Linked DNA regions of Homo sapiens: regions 2 and 3 are each linked to region 1. The links are chromatin loops, found by intact Hi-C in ENCODE. Cell type or tissue: PC-3. All regions are shown on one strand.

Evidence for each region. Hi-C counts contacts between places; a loop is a spot of excess contacts. Peaks named below come from ENCODE experiments on the same cell type or tissue, not always from the same donor. Only the 100,000 strongest peaks of a DNase experiment are listed, where the experiment ranks them.
Region 2: it touches region 1 in a loop (11-fold over the local background); 2 of 110 quality-filtered maps call a loop at or near these places.
Region 3: it touches region 1 in a loop (6-fold over the local background); 4 of 110 quality-filtered maps call a loop at or near these places.

The regions. Positions count from the first base shown.
Region 1 is chr7:4,101,133-4,106,132 of GRCh38, forward strand. All of the region lies in intron 22 of SDK1 (sidekick cell adhesion molecule 1), which reads left to right. Among named protein-coding and RNA genes, the nearest start is that of FOXK1, 580 kb to the right of the region's middle. RefSeq lists an enhancer at 1,639-2,139. In PC-3, a CTCF peak has its summit at 2,422 (motif pointing right); a DNase peak (open chromatin) is centred at 2,679; H3K4me3 peaks cover 660 bases; H3K27ac peaks cover 483 bases.
Region 2 is chr7:4,157,655-4,162,654 of GRCh38, forward strand. SDK1 (sidekick cell adhesion molecule 1) reads left to right here. Exons shown (of 45, transcript NM_152744.4): 31 at 794-897; 32 at 4,132-4,202. Among named protein-coding and RNA genes, the nearest start is that of FOXK1, 520 kb to the right of the region's middle. In PC-3, no CTCF peak of the experiment used is centred here; a DNase peak (open chromatin) is centred at 2,337; H3K27ac peaks cover 1,563 bases.
Region 3 is chr7:4,476,978-4,481,977 of GRCh38, forward strand. No RefSeq gene overlaps it. Among named protein-coding and RNA genes, the nearest start is that of FOXK1, 200 kb to the right of the region's middle. In PC-3, a CTCF peak has its summit at 2,628 (motif pointing left); a DNase peak (open chromatin) is centred at 2,584.

The DNA of each region.
Region 1 (5,000 bases):
TAGCAAGGACACTTGCATTTTTTTTTTTTTTTTTGAGACGGAGTCTCGCTCTGTCACCCAGGCTGGAGTGCAGTGGTGCGATCTCGGCAAGCTCCGCCTCCCGGGTTCACACCATTCTCCTGCCTCAGCCTCCTGAATAGCTGGGACTACAGGTGCCCGCCACCACACCACGCCCGGCTAATTTTTTGTGTTTTTAGTAGAGACGGGAGTTTCACCGTGTTAGCCAGGATGGTCTCGATCTCCTGACCTCATGATCCACCCGCCTTGGCCTCCCAAAGTGCTGGGATTACAGGCGTGAGCCACCGCACCCGGCGGAAAAATTTGCATTTTTTAAAACTCACCGATCTGTCAAAATAGTTCAAGCAAGAGGTTGGGAGCTTCTACATCAGGGTCCTACCACTGAAATCAAGCAAATGTAAGAGAGGCTGTGGAGGAGACCCCACCATGTGCAGCAGGGGAGGGGTGACAGAAGGAGCACTGACCCTCGATGACAGAGGACGATGGTGTCGTGACCAGAAATAGAGCCTTCCACAGGCGGAGCCCGTCTTGGGAGGAAGATCGCGGTTCTGGGGTGAGGCTGTCACATGTGAGCTGCTGGACCCCAGAAGCGTCTGCCTGTGGTCGGTAGGAAGGAGGTCCCGCACCCAGGTCTCTGTCTCCTTGTGGAGGGACAGGAAGGGCCCTAGGAAGGAAGCCATGCAAGAGAGAAGAAAGAGGAGGCAAGGACACACTCAGGAGGGTCAGAGAAAGGGCCAGATGGGGAGTGGAGGGAGATCGAGAGAGCCAGCACCCCAGGAACCCAAGCATGGAGCTCAGGATCAGGGAACAAAGCCCATCACTCCACAGCCCTTCTGCCTCTGAAGATCCAAAGAATATTAAACAGGAAAGACAAAACAAACGACAACCCGGAAAGACAGAAGTCCCCAGGGAAGGGCTGGGAATCTAGAGCTGGGCTGATTCAAAGCCTGAAGCTTCCTTGGGAGTGAAGATAAACGCAGCACAGCGTCGAGTCCCCTGCCGGCTTATGAGGTGTGCAAACTCTGCGATTTGTTTGAGGGAACTGGCCTCTGGGCCTTCCTGGTTTCCTGTGCCTTTACCAGAAGCCCCCATCTGTCCCTCCCTCTGCAGGGGCCCTCCAGCCACCTCCTCTCAGGAGGTTTCATTTGGCTGTGGTGGGCACGGGGAGGAGCCGTCAGAAGCAGGGGTACTCAGTGTCTGTGGAAGTTGCTAGACGTGCAAGTTTTCCTGCTGACACCAGAGTTTCAGCCAGGCAGGGTGCGCTTGGCTTGGCAGCTTTCCATGGAAGGGGTTCTGGAGCATCTTTTTCTCCTCCTCTTAGCTCTGGATGGAGGGGGGCCACCTCCTCACGTCCCTCCTCCCTTCCCCACACGCAGCTGCACCTTGTCTGCTTCCTCTCCATGTGCAGAATTACCTTTGGGATGAGGTTAATGACTCTCCTCTGAGCAGCCATTGACCCTGGCCTCCGGAGTGCTGAGCTCACCATGGCCACCAGAGCCTCCCAGCAGGGGTGTTCCTGGTCCTGCCCTGCCCACCAGTTTCCACCAGTTTTTCCAGAGGCCGGATCTCATGTGCACAAACAGACCAAGCCTCCTGGCCCACTGGCGCCAAACCCCGGCCAGACCTGGGAGTGGGCAAGCTGGGGCTGCGTGGCGGGCGGCAGCATCCCCGTGGGTATAACAGACAGACAGCTCCCCTAATGGGCCTGAAGGACCGCCCCTACCGGGTGGCATTTGAAATAGATGCCATTTCTGCCTTTGTCCGAAATATCATAAAGTACTGTTTATTAGCCTTAAAAAAAGTTAAAAAAAAAAAAAAAAAAAAAAGCCGTTCAAAATCCCGGCTTCCCCACAGAGCTTTTTTTTTTGGAGACAGAGTCTCACTCTGTCACCCAGGCTGGAGTGTAGTGGTGCGATCTCGGCTCACTGCAAGCTCCGCCTGCCGGGCTCACGCCATTCTCCTGCCTCAGCCTCCAGAGTAGCTGGGACTACAGGCGCCCGCCACCACGTCCAGAGAATTTTTTGTATTTTTAGTGGAGACTGGGTTTCACCATGTTAGCCAGGATGGTCTCAATCTCCTGACCTTGTGATCCACCTTCTTCGGCCTCCCAAAGTGCTGGGATTACAGGCGTGAGCCACCGCGCCCGGCCCCCCACAGAGCTTTGATTTGTTTTATCTTTAAAGAATTCTGCCTCCCTCTACATCAGCACATTGTTAGTGAGCACCCAGTTGCTTCTAGAACATTCTTTCTTGGCCTTGAAATCTAACTAGAGAGCCAGAGGAGCCCAGCCAGGGTTAAAGAACTCCTGTCTCTCACGAAAAAAGAGTCCTGGTCTCTCCAGACAAAAATGTAAACCTTTTATTATAGAAATTTCAGTTTCTCCCCTAGAGGTCGCTAAGTGTAGTTACATTTTTGGTGATCATCTGTTTTGGAGCTCCGTGTAAAGCAACCCATTTTCAGTACTGATTTTTAAATCATTCGCATGTTCATTTGTAAATTCGTTAATGCATTAAACACCAAGTTGAGGCTGGACCCTGGGAGAGATGCTGGAGGTGCAGGGATGCGTGAGACCCTGACCTTGCCTCAGGGCAAGTCCACAAGCAGCCAGAAGTGATGACACATGTGGTGAGAGGACTCAGCAGCCGAGGAGGAGTCAGTGCCGTGGGGGTGGTGCGCTCCAGCAGGGCTTGCCACACTTTCTGTAAAGGTCCCGATAGTGAATACTTGAGGCTTTCCAGGTCAGACGCTCTCAGTTCCAGCTCCGCAGTTCGGCTGCAAAAGCATGAAAGTGGCCAGCAGCCGCACAAACCAGTGACAGTGGCTGTGTTCCAATAAAACTTTATTTACAAAAACAGGAAGTGGGCCAGATTCGGCCCCTGGGCCGGAGTTTGCTGACTGCAGTACTAGAGCCCTGCTTGTTTGTGTTTGAGACGGGGTCTCCCTCTGTGGCCCATGCTGGAGTGCAGTTGCATAATCACCACTCACTGCAGCCTAGACCCTCAGAGCTCAAGCGATCCTCCTGCCTCAGCCTCCAGAGTAGCTGGGACTACAGGCATGCACCACCACACCTAGCTAGATTTTGTATGTTTTATAGAGAATGGGGTCTCACCACGTTGCCCAGGCTGGTCTCGAAGTCCTGGACTCAAGCAAACCTCCCGCTTTGGCCTCCTACAGTGCTGGGATTATAGGCGTGAGCCACTGAACCTGGCCTAGAGCCTGCTTTAATAAACCTGCTAGGGGCCATCACGTTAAAGAAGGTAATTGTGTTTGACTTACTGTTTGTTGATTTGGCCCAGACTCTGTGAAGTTGGATGCTACCTCATAGAAGATTGTAAGTTGCAAAGCCAGAGGTCACGGTTATATTGCTCTCATAGCTGGTTTTATTTCTAACTTTTTGATCTTATTGAGCATTCTTTCTTTCATTCACTCTACATACTTTGACATATATTCCCCTCCGAACCAGTTTTACCATCTTACTAGTTCCTCATTAATGAGTGAAATAAATCTTTGACACACACTATATATTTGTATGAGAATTTGTATGCATGTATGTATTTATTTATTTATTTTTGAGGCAGGGTCTCACTCTGTCATCCAGGCTGGAGTGCAGTGGTGTGATCATAGCTACTGCAGCCTTGACATCCTGGGCGCTAATGATCCCCCTGCATCAGCCTCCTGAGTAGCTGGAACTATGGGCTGTGCCACCATGCCTGGCTAATTTTTTTTTTAATTATTTTGTAGAGATGGGGTCTCCCTCTGTTGCCCAGGCTGATTTTGAACTCCTGGGCTCAAGAGATCCTCCTGCCATGTCTCCCAGGAGCTGTGTTTTTATTTATTTATTTATTCTTTTGAGATGAAGTCGCACTCTGTCACCCTGGCTGGTGTGGAGAGGCACAATCTCAGCTCACAGCAACCTCCACCTCCCAAGTTCAAGCAATTCTCCTGCCTCAGCCTCCCAAGTAGCTGGGATTACAGGCATGTGCCACCATGCCCAGCTAATTTTTGTATTTTTAGCAGAGACGGGGTTTCACCATGTTAGCCAGGCTGATCTTGAACTCCTGACCTCCGGTGATCCACTTGCCTTGGTCTCCCAAAGTGCTGGGATTACAGGTGTGAGCCACCGCGCCTGGCCAGGAGTTATATTTTTTGTTTTTTGTTTGTTCGTTTGTTTGTTTTAGATGGACCTTCACTCTGTCGCCAGGCTGGAGTGCAGTGGCATGATCTCAGCTCACTGCATCCTCCACCCCCCTGGTTCAAGCGATTCTCCTGCCTCAGCCTCGTGAGTAGCTGGGACTACAGGCACGTGCCACCACACCCAGCCAATTTTTGTATTTTTAGTAGAGATGGGGTTTCACCATGTTGGCCAGGCTGGTCTTGATCTCTTGACCTCGTGATCCACCCACCTCAGCCTCCCAAAGTGCTGGGATTACAGGCGTGAGCCACCACGCCTGGCCTGGGAGTTGTGTTTTTAAATGAATGCTTTGACAGTGATCTGCACTGTGCTGGGGGTACTCTGAAGAGGGTATAGGAGTACAGAATTAGGACATAGATTCTGGCAGCCTGGCAGGGGCAGTGAGAGGCTAAGAGGGATGCTGTTCAGAGGCTTCCGAAAGGCCCGGATGCTCTCCAGATTCCAAAGGAGTCAGCCAGTTGCAGAGAGGAGGGGTGGAAGGAGCAGACACACTCTGAGAGGGGGAAGAGTGGTGCAGGGGGACAGGTGTTGGAGACTGCGTGATGCCTCCAGGTAATGACAAACCGCGGCTGCAGGAGGAAGTGCAGGCAGAGCCTAATGGAGCCATGTGGCACCTGCCTGGGTTCCCCAATCATTTGGCACCTGTTCCAATCGACATCTTTCAAAAAGGGAGACCAGGCACTGGGCGGGAAGGGCAGGGTAGTTTGACCTTGGCTGCCACCTTCAGTGGTCCACCCTTTTCCCAATCCATTGATCCTGGCCCTGAAACTGTTTTATGCTCAGCAAAACA
Region 2 (5,000 bases), 57 kb after region 1:
TTGACAGGGATGTGGTCTTTTGTAAAGTGACATGTGAATATTGCCATTTACTAGTCTTGTAGCAGTGGGCCTCAGTTTTATCATCCTTGAAATGGGAATAATGATGCCTCCTCTCCCAGAGCTCGTGTGAGTTCAAAGGGGTTGCACTTGCCAAGCGCCTGGCACCGTGTCAGCCCCAGTGAATGGTAGGGGTGCGGGGCTGGCGGGTCTCTGCCTGCAGCCGGCCAGGAAGTGGACCTTAGAGAATGCTGCAAGGCTGGGTCTGGCCCAGTAAAGAGCTCCAGGAGGACGGAGCGTGAGAATCAGGCAGGAACTCATTTTATACTTCGGATCAGCACAAGGGCCCGGGGAATTAGCTCTTCCTGAGGACTTCTCTGGATCCCTTGGAGAGCAGTGATGTGCCGACTAGAGTGCAGGGGTGGCTCCAGTGAGGGGTTGGCACTGCCTCCCCGAGGAGCCCTGAGCAGAATCTTCCCCCTGGCCAGGACGCCCTGCACTCCCTGCCCTCTGTGCAGCTCCTTTCTCCCTGAGGATTTCAACCGTCCAGGTGTTCAAAGGCTTCTCCCAGGACAGGTCCAGGGTCTCCTTCAAGCCCCTGCTCATTGCACCTAGGAAGTGATTGGGTCCGACCCAAGAACAGCCTCCTTGCTAAGCTGTCTCGGGCCCACACAGGAGCCCAGAGCTCTCAGGGCAGGGGAGGGATTTGCCCCTCTTCCCAGGGCTTCACCAGGAATGCCTGAGGGCAGGACAGGGTGGCAGGGCCCCGGCAGTCACGGTCTCTTCCACATTGCAGACTGAGGCCCTTCACCTCCTACAAGCTGCGCCTGAAAGCCACCAACGACATTGGGGACAGTGACTTCAGTTCAGAGACAGAGGCGGTGACCACGCTGCAGGATGGTGAGCAACCCGGGGCCCAGACCGCGTTCCTGGCCGCTGCCCCTGGAGCCCGAGATACTTAGGCCACACTTTCGTCTTGAGCCAGAAAGGGGCCACCAGGGAGTGGTGGAAAGCAGTAGAATTCCATTAGTGACAGACAGCTCGGAGGGTTTCCGCACAGCCTGTGGTCATAAATCAAGGTTTCAAGGGCTTCCAAATGGAATGGAAGTTTCTTTGATTGGCTTCTAAAGCCCCTACTATCCATTAGCATCCCAGAAATTGAATAATTGATAGGGTCATTAAAAATAAATGTCAGCGGGTAGCTGGGTTTTAAGAGATTTTCCCCATTTTTCTCATTCACGAGCCACTCTTTGACAACAGCGCAGGTAAGTGATGGGAAGCGAGGTCTCCTCAGAGCTCCAGGTGGCGTTTTCAGCCGCTCCGTCCTACCTCGGCGGCGTCAGGCCTGAAGATGGATTGTTATTCTGTGTGGCCCAGGCCTGTGGCGAGCCCAGGAGGCAGCTCTATCAGCCGCGTCCAGCGGTGATCACAGGACGGGTGGGATGGAAAAGAGTGGATGGTGGGTAATAGCTCAGCTCCCAGGCTGGAAACCCAGTACTTAGTTCACCCAGCAGCGTTTCATCATCATTCCCGCAACCTATCCCCAAAGCACTGTCTTTTCCATTTAACGCTCCAGTGGAAGAATTTTCCAATAAACCAATTTCCAGCTGGCTCACCCTGTGACCTCACATCTCCACTTCTGCTCTCTCGATGACCTGGAAGTGTGGTTTCTCCCACATAGGCCTCCCTTGGCCTCAGGGACCAGCAGAGGGTTTGAGCAAACCATTCCCGGCTTCTCAGCAACTCACAGAGGCTGTTTTGCTGCAAACCCTGCACTCCCAGCAGAGCAGAACCTGCAAGAGCCTCCAACAGGCCCCAGCTGTGCTCCCAGGAAAAGCACACTTGCCCCTGGAAAAGCACTGGCTGGCTTCTGTGGCTCCTGCCTCTCATCCAGCTCTTTTCTGAGCACAAATCCTGGGAGTTTATTGGAGCTTTGGGGAAAGCCAGTGAGAAAGAGAGGAGCCGTCCCGGGTATATGGGGTGGTCCAGGGCCCTAGTGAGCCCTGCTGGGCCCTGAGGAGCCGGGCTGAGCCCCAGGAGCTCACTGTCCAAGGGTCCCACATCGTTAGATTCAACCAACTGTGGATTGAAATGTTCAGAAAAAAAGTTAAAAATACAAATTAAAGATATACAGTGTAACAACTGTGTATTTGTTTGGAGAGTGTTATGACCTTGTACAATTTCTAGATTACTCATGAGAGCTCCTACAATTATAACATTGTAACATTGTTATGTAACAGTATTACAAATTATAACGTTGTAGGAGGACTGATGAGTAACCTAGAAATGATTTAAAGTATGCGGGAGGATGTGTGCAGGTTACACCTAGAAATGATTTAAAGTATTCAGGAGGATGTGTGCAGGTTACATGCAAATACTGCACCACTTTATTGTTAGCAAACCTGGAGGCAAAAGCTACTTGTAACTGGAAAAGCCTTTCCGGTTAATCTACTTAAAGTGGGGACCAATTTCACACTAAACCACAAGGGAAAGGCTTTGCAGGAACTAAATTACAAAACAAAAACTATATAAATGCATTCATTTTAACGTTACCTTTAACACAGTTGAGGTAATGTTTGCAACTAAGCACTAAATCTTAGAATAAAGAACAAAACCCCACACAAGCTGATGTCATTGTCGTAATCTCTCTGACAGATTGTGTGAAAGCAAAGTGCAACAGCCTCCTTTGACCTCCAGGGCAGCATCCAAAAGGACCATTTTTGAAAAAAATATTGAAGGGCCTCTTCAGACTCCAGAGGCCTTTCTTACCCTTTGATATTCAGATTGGGCTTTGATGCACCTATCTTGTCATCGCCTTCCCTGGGATGTGCAGTTTCTCTTTGCAATGGAGTTGCATTGTATTTGTGTTGTATTGTCTTACACTATCTAGAGATTGACAGGCACAGACTCTCTCCAGGGGTTGGGGAACCCTCGGCAAGATAGGGAGAGTCCTCTGAGTATGTGGACGGTTTACTGATGAACAGTTTCTTTTTATAGTGATTTCTATTTCCCTGCACAACCTCACAACTCAAGGACATTGAGAACTCCCTGTAATGGCACCGCTGTATCACCAGGGCTGTCAGGAAGCTGGCTAGAGGGCCCACCATTAAGCTGGAACCACAGGAGGTTAAGGGGGTTGGAGGGAGACCCATCCCTAAAACAGAACGGGGAAGGTGGAGGTGTGACTGATGCAGGCACTGCCAGGGCTGAGGAGGGGGTGTCTGGCAGGTCCAGAGGAAAATCACAGAGCCGGTGACCCCGGGACCCAATCTTGGGTTCTAAGTGGAGAGGCATCTGCTAGATGCACAAGTGTGCCTGTGGGAAGAACATCGTCATTCCGTTCAGTGAATATGGACTGGATACAGAATGCGTGTCACACTTCTGCTGGGCCCCCGGGATCTTACAGCTGGGAGGCATAAGAGTTCAGCTCAATATGCCAAGACAGGACCACACAGATTTGGAGGGAGCAGAGGAGGCAGGGAAGAGGGGCACAGAAGACCTCTTGGATGTGGCAGATGACAAGAAGTTTAGTTTGGCTAGAGTGCAGGGCATGGCCATAGGCAGAGGTCAAACCAGCCTTGTCCCTCCAGAGAGCAGAGCAGAACCATGGCAGACTCCCCTTCACTTCACCCTGCTGTCCCAGCCAGCTGCAACCTCACCAGAAATCAATCTCCTTTCCTGACAGCCTTTTAGTGTTTCAAACCAAGTGACCTGGCATGATCATGTGTCCTATTCAGGAAAAGTAGCTCTCACCTAGGTATCTTAAAAAAAAGAGAAAAAGATAAGTTCCCCTGCTCTCCCAGAAGACCTGAGCCCTGCAGGGAGGGTCTCGAGCCAGAGAGCTCCAGGACAGCCTCACTGGAGGGGTGGCTCTCGGAATGTCCACCACAGGGAGAGCCCAGTCTGGGTCTGTTTCTCGGGGCCATTGTTAAGGTTGGCTCCCTCCTATCCCGAGGACAGGCTTTGAAGGAGAAGCTCTGGGAAGCCCCGAGGAAGGGCAGGAGAAGGGGACCCCTGGAGAAGGAAGGAGGCAGGGCTCACCAGCCTCCCCATACTCACTGAGGGTGGCCCTGGGAAGGGCGGCAGAACATAACAACCACCCTGACCCCCGCTTTCCTCTCCTGTGTGTTTCAGTTCCAGGAGAGCCCCCGGGATCTGTCTCAGCGACGCCACACACCACGTCCTCTGTCCTGATACAGTGGCAGGTAAGAGCGCGGGGAATCACGCGCGTTTTGTCAAATGTGTTCTCATTTCCCTGCGCATTCAGCCACAACGGCTGACATGGACTGCAAGCTGAGCCCTGAGCTAAGCGTTTGAGAGTAGAACCAAGGAGACACACCCTCAGACTCAAAAACGCGAGGGGGAAATGGTGTCAATTATCATCTCGGTGTAATTTCCAAAACATTAGAAGCAGGACTGTGATGCACGTAGAGAATGAACTTGACTCCCCTTATTCAGGAGGGACCGGCAGGATGGGGAGGCCAGTCTGAGAGCGTTGGAGGAACTGGGTATGTCTTGGCATTTCACCGAGGACGTTGGAGCAAGGCTTCTGTGTATACACAAATTGGTTATCGCCCTACAAGGCAGTAAAACTGCAACCGCTGGAGTTAGCTTTTCTAGAGAAGTCATCTGCAACCAGACAAAATATCTACCGGATTGTACATATTTTCCCAAAGTCTGGGGGTGGGTGGTGGTGGTGGTGGTGGTTGTTGTTGTTGTTATTATTATTATTATTATTATTATTATTATTATTATTATTATTATTTTGGGACAGAGTCTCACTCTGTCACCAGGCTGGAGTGCAGTGGCACAATCTAGGCTCCCTGCAACCTCTGCCTCCCGTGTTCAAGCGATTCTCCTGCCTCAGCCTCCCAAGTAGCTGGGATTACAGGCGCATGCCCCTACACCCAACTAACTTTTGTATTTTTAGTAGAGATGGGGTTTCACCATGTTGACCAGGCTGATCTTGAACTCCTGACCTCAGGTGATCCACCCACCTCAGC
Region 3 (5,000 bases), 380 kb after region 1:
AGAAGAAAGGAGAAGGAGAGGAGAGAGAGAGAGAAGGAGGGAGAAGAGAGAGAAAGGAAAGAGAGAGAAAAAGAAAGCAACTTCCCGGGTGGGCATGGTGGCTCACGCCTGTAATCTCAGCACTTAGGGAGGCTGAGGTGGGCAGATCACTTGAGGTCAGGAGTTTGAGACCAACCTGGCCAATATGGTGAAACCCCATCTCTACTAAAAATACAAAAATTAGCCGGGCGTGGTGTTGGGCACTTGTAGTCCCAGCTACTTGGGAGGCTGAGACAGGAGAACCCCTTGAACCCAGGAGGCAGAGGTTGCAGTGAGCCAAGATCACACCACTGCACTCCAGCCTGGGCAACAGAGTGAGATTCTGTCGAAAAGAAAAAAGAAAAGACAAGAAGAGAAAAGAAAAGAAATTTCCCTACAAAGAAACAAAAATTAAATTGGGTTCTGCTCCTCACTGGGGACAATGGATGCCGGAAGACAACAGAGCAGTAACCTCAAAAGTTTTGGAGATGAAAATTATTTTGAACTTAGCATTTTAGGCCAGGCGCAGTGGCTCACACCTGTAATCCCAGCACTTTGGGAGGCTGAGGCGGGTGGATCACCTGAGGTCAGGAGTTCAGGACTAGCCTGGCCAACGTGGTGAAACCTCATCTCAACTAAAAATACAAAAAAATTAGCTGGGCGTGGTGGCGGGCACCTGTAATCCCAGCTACTTGGGAGGCTGAGGCAGGAGAATCTCTTGAGCCCAGGAGGCGGAGCTTGCAGTGAGCCGAGATCATGCCACTGCACTCCAGCCTGGGCAACAGAGTGAGACTCCATCTCAAAAAAAAAAAAAAAAAAAGAAAGAAAAAGAAAAAAGAAAAATAGAAATAGATGTATAACTTTTTAATCTGTTAAAGGGTAGTTACTAGAAAAATAGAAACAGATGTATAACTTCTTTAATCTGTTCCTAAACTACTGGAGGAACAATAATAAAATAACCACTCCTCAAAGGACAAGAAATAAAGCATGAAACTATCCGTGGCTAGGTGTGGTGGCATACATCTGTAATCCCAGCTACTCAGGAGGCTGAGGCATGCGAATTGCTTGAATCCAGGAGGTGAAGGTTGCAGTGAGCCAAGATCGAGCTACCGCACTCCATTCTGGGTGACAGAGAGAGACTCTGTCTCAAAAAAAAAAAAAAAAGAAAAAAGAAAGAATATATGTATCAATTAGTGTCATACCAGCTGAGAGTTACAGACAACTTGATTCCCTGTGGCTTACAGAAAGAAGTGACTTGACTTTCTCGTGTTACAGAAAAGTTCAGACACGCCTGGCAGCAGACAAGGCTTGGAGCAGGGGTTTAAACAGTGCTCACAGGACTGAGTCTGTCCTTGTGTGGAGGCTGCCTTCCTCCACACTGCTCTCATCCTCAGGCCCTACACGGAGGCAGGTTACCTCCATCAGCTACTTCTGTCTTCCCAGTTCCAGTCCAGTGGGAAAGGGCCACCCTTCTACTAACAGTTCCACCAAATGCTCATTGTCCCTCATCAGCCTGATGGGCTTATGCGTGCAGGGGGACACAGGCTGTGATTAGCCAAGCCCTGAGCCACCTGCCCATCCTAGAATCAGGAAGGAAGTTGGAGTTGAGAGTGGCTTAAGAAGGAACATAGCAGCCAGGCGTGGTGGCTCACGCCTGTGATCCCAGCACTTTGGGAGGCTGAGGTGGGCAGATCACCTGAGGTCAGGAGTTCGAGACGAGCCTGGCCAGCATTGCAAAACTCTTTCTTTACTAAAAATACAAAAGTTAGCTGGGCATGGTGGCATGTGCATGTAATCCCAGCGAGTCGTGAGGCTGGGCCTGGGAGGCAGAGGTTGCACTGAGCAGAGATTGCACCACTGCACTCCAGCCTGGGCAACAGACCAAGACTCCATCTTAAATAAATAAATAAATAAATAAAAGAATGAGCCTGGCTTTAATTACATTTTAAAATAACTTACAGAGTGTAACTGGATTGTTTGTAACTCAAAGGATAAATGCTTGAGGGGATAGATACCCCATCCCCATGGTGTGTTTATTTCATATTGCATGCCTGTATCAAAATATCTCATGTACCCCATAAATATATACACCTACTATGTACCCACAAAAATTAAGTTAAAATATATATATAATGTATATACACATATATACATGTATATATATATATATATATATATATATATATATATATATGTATATATAAAAGAAAAAAGAAAGAATTAGCCTGACCAAGCACAGTGGCTCACACCTGTAATCCCAGCACTTTGGGAGGCCAAGACAGGAGGAACACTTGAGCCCAGGAGTTCAAGACAAGCCTGAGTAACACGTCAAAACCTTCTCTTTACAAAAAATACAAAAATTAGCTGGCACGCTGACACACACCTGTAGTCCCGGCTACTTGGGACTAAGCAACATTGCCTAGACATCGTCAGATCCCTCTCTGATCCCCTCTCCAGCAGAGGTTCTCTTGCTCTCCTCCCTCCGGTAAGTAGCTCCATCCCATAGCCTCTGAAGTTTGCATGCCATGAGGGACCGCCCCCTCCAGCAAATCTGTCAAGGCTTTGACCAAAGAAAACGTATGCATTCTACTGCCATCTTGTGGTCATGTCTTTTTCTTTGCTCAGCCTCCAAACCCCTCAAACCCTACAATTACCTCCTGTGCTTATTGAGGAATAGAAGGACCAGAGACATGGGGGATACTCCTCAGGCCACAGAGCTAGTCAGGGTGGTGCTAGGACTAGAACTTTACTCCCTTGACTCGGTGGCATTTTACTTTCACCCGCAGGTTTTCGCTGGACTTCCTGGTTTCACTAGACCGGGGGTCAGCAAACAACACCCCATGGGCTGAATCCGGCCCACTGCTCATTTTGTCAATAAAGTTTTATTGGCACACAGCCACACTGGTTTATGTATTGTCTGTGTCAGCTTTCTTGCTACAGCAGCACTGTTGAATAGTTGCAACGGGGACCACAGAGCCAGCAAAACCTGAAATATTTGCACTCTGGCCCTTTACAGAAAAGGTTTGCAGACCCCCGCCCCAGTAGTGGACCCTGCTAGTCCTGAAGGTAGATTCCAGTTTATAGAATCTCAGTGTGACATGATGCGATGGACTGAGATATAGCCAAACACCAACCACTTTGAAATTGTTGAAATAGTTGAAAATCCTTGCTCTCCATTTTTAACTCTGGATTGGCTCTGGGTTACAGACGCATGGGTTTTTAGTGCTGCAATAGATGCTTCCTTAAATCCACTACCTGATGCCCCCCCGTGAGGAGATCGGAAAGGCAAGCCTAGTTGCTCTTATTAGAAAAGAAACAGGCCGGGCGTGGCTGCTCACTCCTGTAATCCCGGCACTTTGGGAGGCCAAGTTGGGCGGATTGCCTGAGGTCAGGAGTTTGAGACCAGCCTGGTCAACATGGTAAAACCCTGTCTCTACTAAAAATAAAAAAAAATTAGCCAGGCGTGGTGGTGGGCACTTGTAATCCCAGCTATTCGGGAGGCTGACGTAGGAGAATCACTTGAATCCGGGAGGTGGAGGTTGCAGTGAGCCAAGATCATGCCACTGCACTCCAGCCTGGAAGACAGAATGAGACTCTGTCTCAAAAAAAAAGAAAAAGAAAAGGAAAAGAAAACAATAGCCAGCCCCAGTGTGTGTTGTTTCCATCTTTGTGTCCATGTATCCTCATCATTCAGGTCCCGCTTGTAAGTAAGAACATGTAGTATTTGATTTTCTGTTCCCACGTTAGTTTGCTAAGGATAACGGCCTCCAACTCCACCCATGTCCCTGCAAAGGACATGATCTCATTCTTTTTTTATGGCTACATAGTATTCTATGTTGTGTATATGTACCACATTTTCCTTATCCGGTCTATTATTAATGGGCATTTAGGTTGATTCCATGTCCTGGCTATTGTGAATAGTGCTGCAGTGAACATATGCGTGACATCATCTAGACTTCATCAGACCCACTCTCTGATCCCCTCTCCACCAGGAGTTCCTTTGCCCTCTCCTTTCTGGGAAGTGGCCCCATCCCATAGCCTCTGAAAGTTGCACACTGTGAAGGAGTTCTGTGTGTCTTTATGGTATGATTTATATTCCTTTGGGTATATACACGAGTTCACTTGTGGATATGGTTTGGCTGTGTCCCCATCCAAATCTCATCTTGAATTGTAGCTCCCATAATTCCCACGTGTTGTGGGAGGGACCCAGTGGGAGATAACTGAATCATGAGGGCGGTTTCTCCCATTCTGTTCTCATGGTAGTGAGTAAGTCTCACAACATATGATGATTTTATAAGGGGTCTCCCCTTTTGCTTGACTCTCTTTCTCTCTTGTCTGCCACCATGTAAGACGTGCCTTTCACCTCCCACCATGATTGTGAGGCCTCCCTAGCTACGTGGAACTGTGAGCCCATTAAACCTCTTTTTCTTTATAAAATACTCATTCTTACATGCACATGTATGTTTATTGCAGCACTATTTACAATAGCAAAGACTTGGAACCAGCCCAAATGTCCATCGATGATAGACTAAAGAAAATGTGGCACATATACACCATGGAATACTATGCAGCCATAAAAAAGAATGAGCTCATATCCTTTGCAGGGACATGGATGAAGCTGGAAACCATCATTCTCAGCAAACTAATGCAGGAACAGAAAACCAAACACGGCTTGTTCTCACTCATAAGTGGGAGTTGAACAATGAGAACACATGGACACAGGGAGGGGAACATCACACACTGGGACCTGTTGGGGGGTGGGGGACAAGAGGAGGGAGAGCGTTAGGACAAATCCCTAATGCATGTGGGGCTTAAAACCTAGATGATAGGCTGATAGGTGCAGCACACCACCATGACACATGTATACTTACGTAACAAACCTGCATGTTCTGCACATGTATCCCAGAACTTAAAGTAAAATAAATAAATAATTGCCCAGTCTCGGGTACATCTTTTTTTTTTTTTTTTTTTTTTTTTCCAGA